2 separate regions of the Homo sapiens genome follow, and region 2 is linked to region 1. Evidence: chromatin contacts called from ENCODE Hi-C or POLR2A ChIA-PET data. All regions are on one chromosome and are shown on one strand. Each heading gives the region's core, a stretch centred on a gene start or an enhancer-like site at or near the end of the contact. The rest is flanking DNA. Distances are from core to core; before and after follow the strand shown.

The links. A loop is a pair of places that touch in the nucleus more often than their neighbours do. ChIA-PET counts read pairs that join two places held with the same protein, here RNA polymerase II (POLR2A). Pooled maps may share reads with other maps.
Region 2: a map with no recorded cell type shows a loop between it and region 1 (4-fold over the local background). The contact joins two enhancer-like sites. A Hi-C loop is called at or near these places in 3 of 168 maps with a recorded cell type or tissue (IMR-90, endothelial cell of umbilical vein and heart left ventricle), 1 of 37 single-sample maps with no recorded cell type and 9 of 50 pooled maps. POLR2A ChIA-PET finds 5 or more read pairs at or near these places in 5 of 52 experiments (A549, AG04449, Panc1 and 2 more).

What each region holds. Positions count from the first base shown.
Region 1 is chr9:96,555,417-96,558,686 of GRCh38, forward strand. The region is part of intron 4 of CDC14B (cell division cycle 14B); the gene reads right to left. Among named protein-coding and RNA genes, the nearest start is that of CDC14B, 63 kb to the right of the region's middle. Within about 2 kb of position 1,780, at least 9 of the 41 ENCODE cell types and tissues checked have a DNase peak (open chromatin) inside an H3K27ac peak, as active enhancers do.
Region 2 is chr9:96,342,972-96,346,241 of GRCh38, forward strand. It overlaps SLC35D2 (solute carrier family 35 member D2), which reads right to left. Exons shown (of 12, transcript NM_007001.3): 7 at 2,328-2,430; 8 at 933-1,025. SLC35D2-HSD17B3 (SLC35D2-HSD17B3 readthrough) reads right to left here. Exons shown (of 26, transcript NR_182427.1): 7 at 2,328-2,430; 8 at 933-1,025. Among named protein-coding and RNA genes, the nearest start is that of SLC35D2, 39 kb to the right of the region's middle. RefSeq lists enhancers at 1-31, 32-555. Within about 2 kb of position 1,685, at least 11 of the 41 ENCODE cell types and tissues checked have a DNase peak (open chromatin) inside an H3K27ac peak, as active enhancers do.

The DNA.
Region 1 (3,270 bases), core at 530-3,029:
GTGAATGCAGCCCAGACACGGTACAGAACCAGACCAGACCCAACCAAGTTAAGCAACTCCCAGATGCCTAACTCATAGACATGGTCTAAGACAATTCGTACTGTTGTTTTAGGTCACAAAGTTTTGCAGTAATTTGCTGGGCAGCAATAGTGTGCAGTAGCACACTCAATTTAAGGAAATGGCCGTTTCCATTTGTTAAAAGTGAATAGACAAATACATGAGGCGTAAGCACAGAGATGCAGCTTAGGAGGCATCAGTAAGACCTTGTTTCTCTAGGATAAAGACTCTCTCTGAACGAGCAAATATCACACAAACACACGCAAATACTGTGGTTGAAAATGCTTGAGACTGGTGTGGTTTTCAAAGTCATGGCACAAAGTTCTTTTTTTGCTGAACAATACCTCAACCATTCCCAGGACTTCCCACCACCCCCACTTTCTAAAATCACCATCTGCATGCCAGAGTCCCTGTGAGAACGCTGGACCCTCGATTACTAACATACGTTTCAAAACCTCGGAGGTATTGAACTAGCAGTGATGGAAGAACAAGCAACAGAAGCAACAGGATCCCAGCTGCATTACTTCTCCTTTCAATGTTTCAATGCTGACAAGCCGGGCCTCAAATCATGGAAACCCAATTAGACATGTGCTTCCTATTTCTACTCTTATGCACAGGATTCTGAAGCTTTATTTATATACTTAGAGAGCCTCTGTACAATTTAGAACCCAAACGTTACACAAGTCATTTCACCCTAGAGCTGAGAGTGACAAAGGATATTGAAATTCCAGCAACAAATGTGGCAGCCTGAGTAACCAGGAAATCCTGGAGAGATGTCACAATGTTTCCAGCACTTAAAGACTCTTGTGACTATTTTCATGTCAGCCAGATGATACAGTCTTTCCTACGCCAAGAACTTGATTGATTATTAAAAAAAAAAATCACTCTCTCCAGATTAACAAAGAATGCTCACAAATCAATGCAAGTTGAAGATAGGCTTACACATTCAACTGCTCAATAAAAAAGGTGAGCAGAGGAAAGAACACAGAGAATAAAAAAGTAAATAAAATCACTTTCATAGCTCCTGCACAAAACTGGTTAAGAAAAAAAACTCGTTAAAAAAAACCTCAGATGAACTTATATTTCAATAGTTTTAACTTTTAAAATTACTTTTACATATATATAATGATATATATAATGATCCTCAATTTCGACAAAATGAAACTGGAAGTTCAGAGTAGCAAACACGTATCTACCAAGTCTGCTAATAAAAATAGTGAATTGGCCCTGGGAATTAGTACACATTTGAGTGGTAGGGACATTTTTTAAAGACCAAGAAAAAAATCTTGATTTTTTAAAAAATGAAATCTCCTAAATTTTAACCACAGAGGAAAAAAAACCCACAACTATTTATAATGCTCTGTGAGTTTCATAAAACTGGCAGGCTACAACTTTCCAGACCTTGGCATCAACTGCTCATCCAAGATCACACCGCCTATTATTGATGGAAGAGGGCCTGCTCCTCTGGCCGTATTTATAGACAGGAACCCATCCTATCTAAAACAATGACCGGAACAAGGATGGGACCCAAAATTCCAGAAAGCTTAACGGATCTGCAGTCAAGGATCTTAAGCTATCAGAGAGCCATTTCTCTTCACTTTTTCCCCAAGTTAACAGCACCCAGCAAGCACCACGGGCAGTGGAAACGCCCGTCAGAAGCCCTCGGGTGGCAAGGGAAGTCAAACTGTGATGCACTGTGAGCAGGGCAGACAGCTGCCTCCCACAGGGCCGGCTCCCAAGGAAGCACTGGCTTCCCACTGAGGGCCTGTGCCGTCCCTTTGCTCAGCCCAGTTCGCCTCACACTAGCTGGGGCCTGGCTACTACTGACGGTTGCCTCGTGCTGTTTGCCCTGCCTTTCACAGACACCCAGGAAGGGTGTTATGACCTCATTCTGTCCTCCAGCCTCTGCTGTCCCATCTGGGCAGCTGTTTGCTGAACTGGATTCTTACCCACTGCGTCTAGATCCTCGTTCTCTGTTCCCTTGTCTTAACTTCCCAACTGATCCTTTCCTCCTGCAGGCACTGGCTATTCTGAGTCCAAGATAATTAAATCATTTAAAAAGTGGGACCACAGATTCAAAAGATCATCATTAAATAACAAAGTCCCTGAGCTCTTATCATAACTGTAGAGGCAATCTCAAATTTAATGCAGTTTAGAATTCTTCTCACAGATTGCTGAGTTAATATATTCTTAAATTTAATTAGTATCATCATTTTCAACATAAATGCTTACAAGGTAAGCCATTCTTACAGCTATAAAAACTGCTTAAACATAAAAAATAATAATATACAGTGATAAATTTTGAACAGGGAACCTACATGTTACAATTAGCTCTACCAAAGTAATCTATTAAACATTAGAGGAAAGCAAATTTGCAAGCTACGTGCCAAAAGTTTGCTTGTGTCATTTATTTTTTACACAAAATGCTTGGCATTTATTTTATACACAGAAAGATGTTAGAAATGGTGGTTAATTTCCCAGGCTAGCCCTCAAAAGTACATTTAACCCATAGAAGAGATGAATACCATGTATCTTCAGAAAATCTAACTGCTGTGGCAGGAAGATGTAACCAAAGTTGAAAGACAAATACCATTATGTTCTCACTCATATGCAGGAGCTAAGTAAGTTGATCTTATGGAGGCCAAGAGTAGAATAAGGGTTATCAGAGGCTGGGAAGGGCGTGTGTGGTCAGGGGGAGTGAAGAGAGGTTGGTTCTTTGGTACAAATGTACAGTTAGAATGAACAAGTTCTAGTGTTAGATAGCACAGTAGTGTGACTATAGTTTACAATAACTTACTGTGTATTTCAAAATAGAAAGGAAGATTTAAAATGCTCTCAACACAAAGAAATGACAAATGTTTGAGGCGATGGATACTGCAACTGCCCTAATTTGGCTGTCACACATTATATACATGTATAAAACTATCACATGTAACCCATAAATATGTACAATTATGTACCAATAAAAAATTTTAAAATTGTACTGTAAACATAAAACATATACGTACACAACATACATCTGTGCATATACACACACGTGCACGTCTTGTTTCTAGAAATATAAAAACTTCTTTTTAAAAGATTTTTTAAATTTCTCAAGAGTGCAAATATGGATTTTGTGTATGACATTTTTACAACAAAATTAACAAAACAAAATTTCCAACTTTTCTTTCCAAAAGGATTTTTATTATGAATTTGTTTTGAAAAGCACTT
Region 2 (3,270 bases), core at 435-2,934, 210 kb before region 1:
ATGACGGGGTTATCGCCTGGCTGGTCAGGGCTGTGTCCGGAGTCGAGTCTGTGGGTGGAGGTCCCGCTGAGGAGGGTTTTGCCCATCGCATCTCGTTTCTCACAGTCACTTACACATCAGCAAAGTTCTCAGAGGCTGTGTGGCCCGCGACTTCCTGAAGAAGTCCGGGCTTGCACCCTTCGGGGTGGCCACTGGAGCTGTCACTATGGAGAATGTCCACACGTCCTGAGAGACTTGGCCTCCACCGCTCCACTGGGCCTCAGATCTTACCACTAATTTACCATTTTATTTGTCTCTCACCAGCAGCAGATACGGTTTCAGGGCAAATGCTGAAAGAACAACACCTTCCCAAAATTCAAATGTGGATCCTGGAATATTTAGAGGTAAAATGGCGTGATGGCTGGGATAGGTTTTAAAATACTCCAGAGGAACAAAAAGCTGGGGATGGATGAGGACAGATAAAATAAGATGGCAAAATGCCAAAGTGTTGAAGCTAGGTGGTGGGTCCCTGACAACTCATTGAATTACTCTATTTTGTGCATGTTTCAAAATGTCCGTAATAGAAAGTAACAAATAAATAAACAAACCTATGTTTTAAAATGATCAAAATCCCCTTCTAGGGTAAGTAGCTCTCCCAGGGTCCCCACATTAGCAAAGGGGGATATGGAATTCAAACTCAGATTTGTATTGTTGTTTTCCAAAAAGTACCAAGTCCAGAGTTCTTGGCTCTCCTTGATATGTGGCTAAGGATAAATGCCAATGCAAGGGTAGTGCCAAAAGGTGTTACTAGGGATATCAAACATCTTGTTATCATGTACCCTCCTGGTAGTCCTAGCTAACTTTACACTTTTTGTTTCAGTGCATATCAAATGTTAAATATTAAATTTTTTAAAGCCAGCTAAGGAAAACTGTAATGATTGTCATCAGCTCACCTGTTGCAGGTCTCCAGTGGAGACACTAATAATAAGAGTTGGGATAATCATGAAGCAGGCATTGTAGAAAAGTACTCCGTATTTCCCTAGCTCCTGCAAAAACAAAAATGTAAAAACCACTCAGTTTCAGAAACGTGAGGCACAGATTTCCTGGAGCCATTTATACAACTGCATATTCATGCGAAGTTAGAATGTGCATTCTGAGCAACTCTTTTGGAATATTTTCAGCAAATTTCTGACATAAAATGCTTTGGTTTGAGGGTACTGAGATTTTGGAATAAACATTTGTTTTACACCAAAACTACAGAGAAAACGCATGGCAGTGGGAAGCCTCTAGGGTTCCATTCATCTCCAGCATTCTAATTATGTGGGGTTTTTTTTAAAGCATGTAATTCAAAATGGGAAATCTGGAACAAAATAAAGAACATTAAAAATGTTAATATAAACAAAACTCTTTAAAAACATCTGCTCTTTCCATTAAAGGACAGCAGCATCATATATTTACTTTCATTAAAGTGGCCACACCACTTCACCATTTTCAAAAAAGGATGACATATTGTGATCCTCAAAAGACAACAAACCTGTTTTTGCAAAACTTCTACCGTTAAAAAAAAAAAAAAAAAAAAGGCCATGCAGGGGAAAAAAAAAAAAAACAGAGCAGATAAAAAAAAAAAAAAAAGAGCAGATTAAAAAAAATAGCTCATGGAAATAAGCCTGTTGGTCAGAGTGAACTCCCTCATCCAGCACAAAGAGCTTGGAACAAAGAAACATATGCCTGACTCATCCTCCGGGCTTCCTTGTAACAGCTGGGGGTGGGGGAGGGATGGGGGAGGGGGAGGGATGGGGCCTCCACGTGACAGGCAGCCACACAAAAGCAAAGCTCCTCTGCCCCACCCCTCATCATCAGAAGCAGCAGCTATTGCTGGACAAGACCTTACAAATTATCCATTGCAGTCATTTCATTCCACAGATAAGGAAACTGAAGTTTGGAGAAGTTAAGGTTCAAAGTCACAACAGTCAGTAAGTAGAAAAACTTGTGTCTGTAGCCCACATCTCCAGACTCCAAACTAGCGCTCTCTGAACAAATATCGTGACCCCTGACCTTGCCTTGGTGATTGATGATGCTGGTAAAAAAATTAATTTGCCTTTCAGAATAATCCCTTTTTATATGTTCTGAGTGTGCATCTAAACTAGTGGCTTTTCCCATCATATCTCATTTTCACCCAAAATTTCGCAAATAATAACTTATACAGACAAGATAATTGAAAATAAGGAATTTACAGGTCATATTATATAAATTAAATTACATTCCAACTGTACACATTCATTTTCATTTTTCATATAATTCTAGGGGCCAGATGACAGAGCCAAAAAGCCATAGGCAAGGTCTGGTACCTTTGGGTCCATTTTCTGTTTGGTATAAACTCCATTTGCTGCTGTGAAGATATCATTCAGGAATACAAAAATATAGCCTTCTAAGTTAAAAGCAAGGTCAGACCTGGGAGGGAGACCACAAAGGGAGAATGATTACTCAAAAACTCACAACTTGGCCTCCAAGCCCGCCTGATCTACCTTTCCCTAATCAAACCCACTTTTCTGTGGCACACTTTCCCCGCTTTGTGGTAGTGAATGATTAATTCCTCTGCTTTGCCTCCAGACAAAAACCAAACCAGCCCATCAGATGGCTTCGACTCAATCGTGAATGGCTTAAAACCAGAGCGACATTAAGCATCTTCCTTCAACTGCAACCCCTTTCTTTCGCTAGCTGATGAATCCACATAATAACTGGTGAGCCCTGACTTTCCTAAGGGGAGTGATTCGCCCCGATCCACCCAGGGGCTCTGCTTATTGTAGTGAACAGGGCCACCTCCAGGGTGCAGCCAGTGAGGGGCAGCTGGGCAGAGGCTGGGTAAGAGGGGTCGCATGAGGCAGCCACACCTCCATCTGGTGCCCAAACCGCACCCCGTCCATCAAAATGGCAAGGCAGGTATCCATCCTTCTATGTGACCCCTCTATGGCTCCTTTCTTCCCATTCTTTTGAAACAGCTTCTCTTCCATTTCCATTATAAATAGCACCAGCATAAATACGTTTGGGGATCTATGACAGGAACAAGAGGAAGAGCAATAGCTGAGCCATGATGTGGCCCACCCACCTGCACTTGATCGTTGCAGACAGTGCTAGGCCATGTCATAATTCAGAAATACACATTGCCAGGGAGGAAAACCTTTTCCTGTACCCTCTTAGATTCAGTGTCTGGGGGCCTGCTAATTTAACTGATAAAAGACAGATTAACAGGAGAAAGAGAATACGAATCTTATTAATATGTTCCCTGAAGTT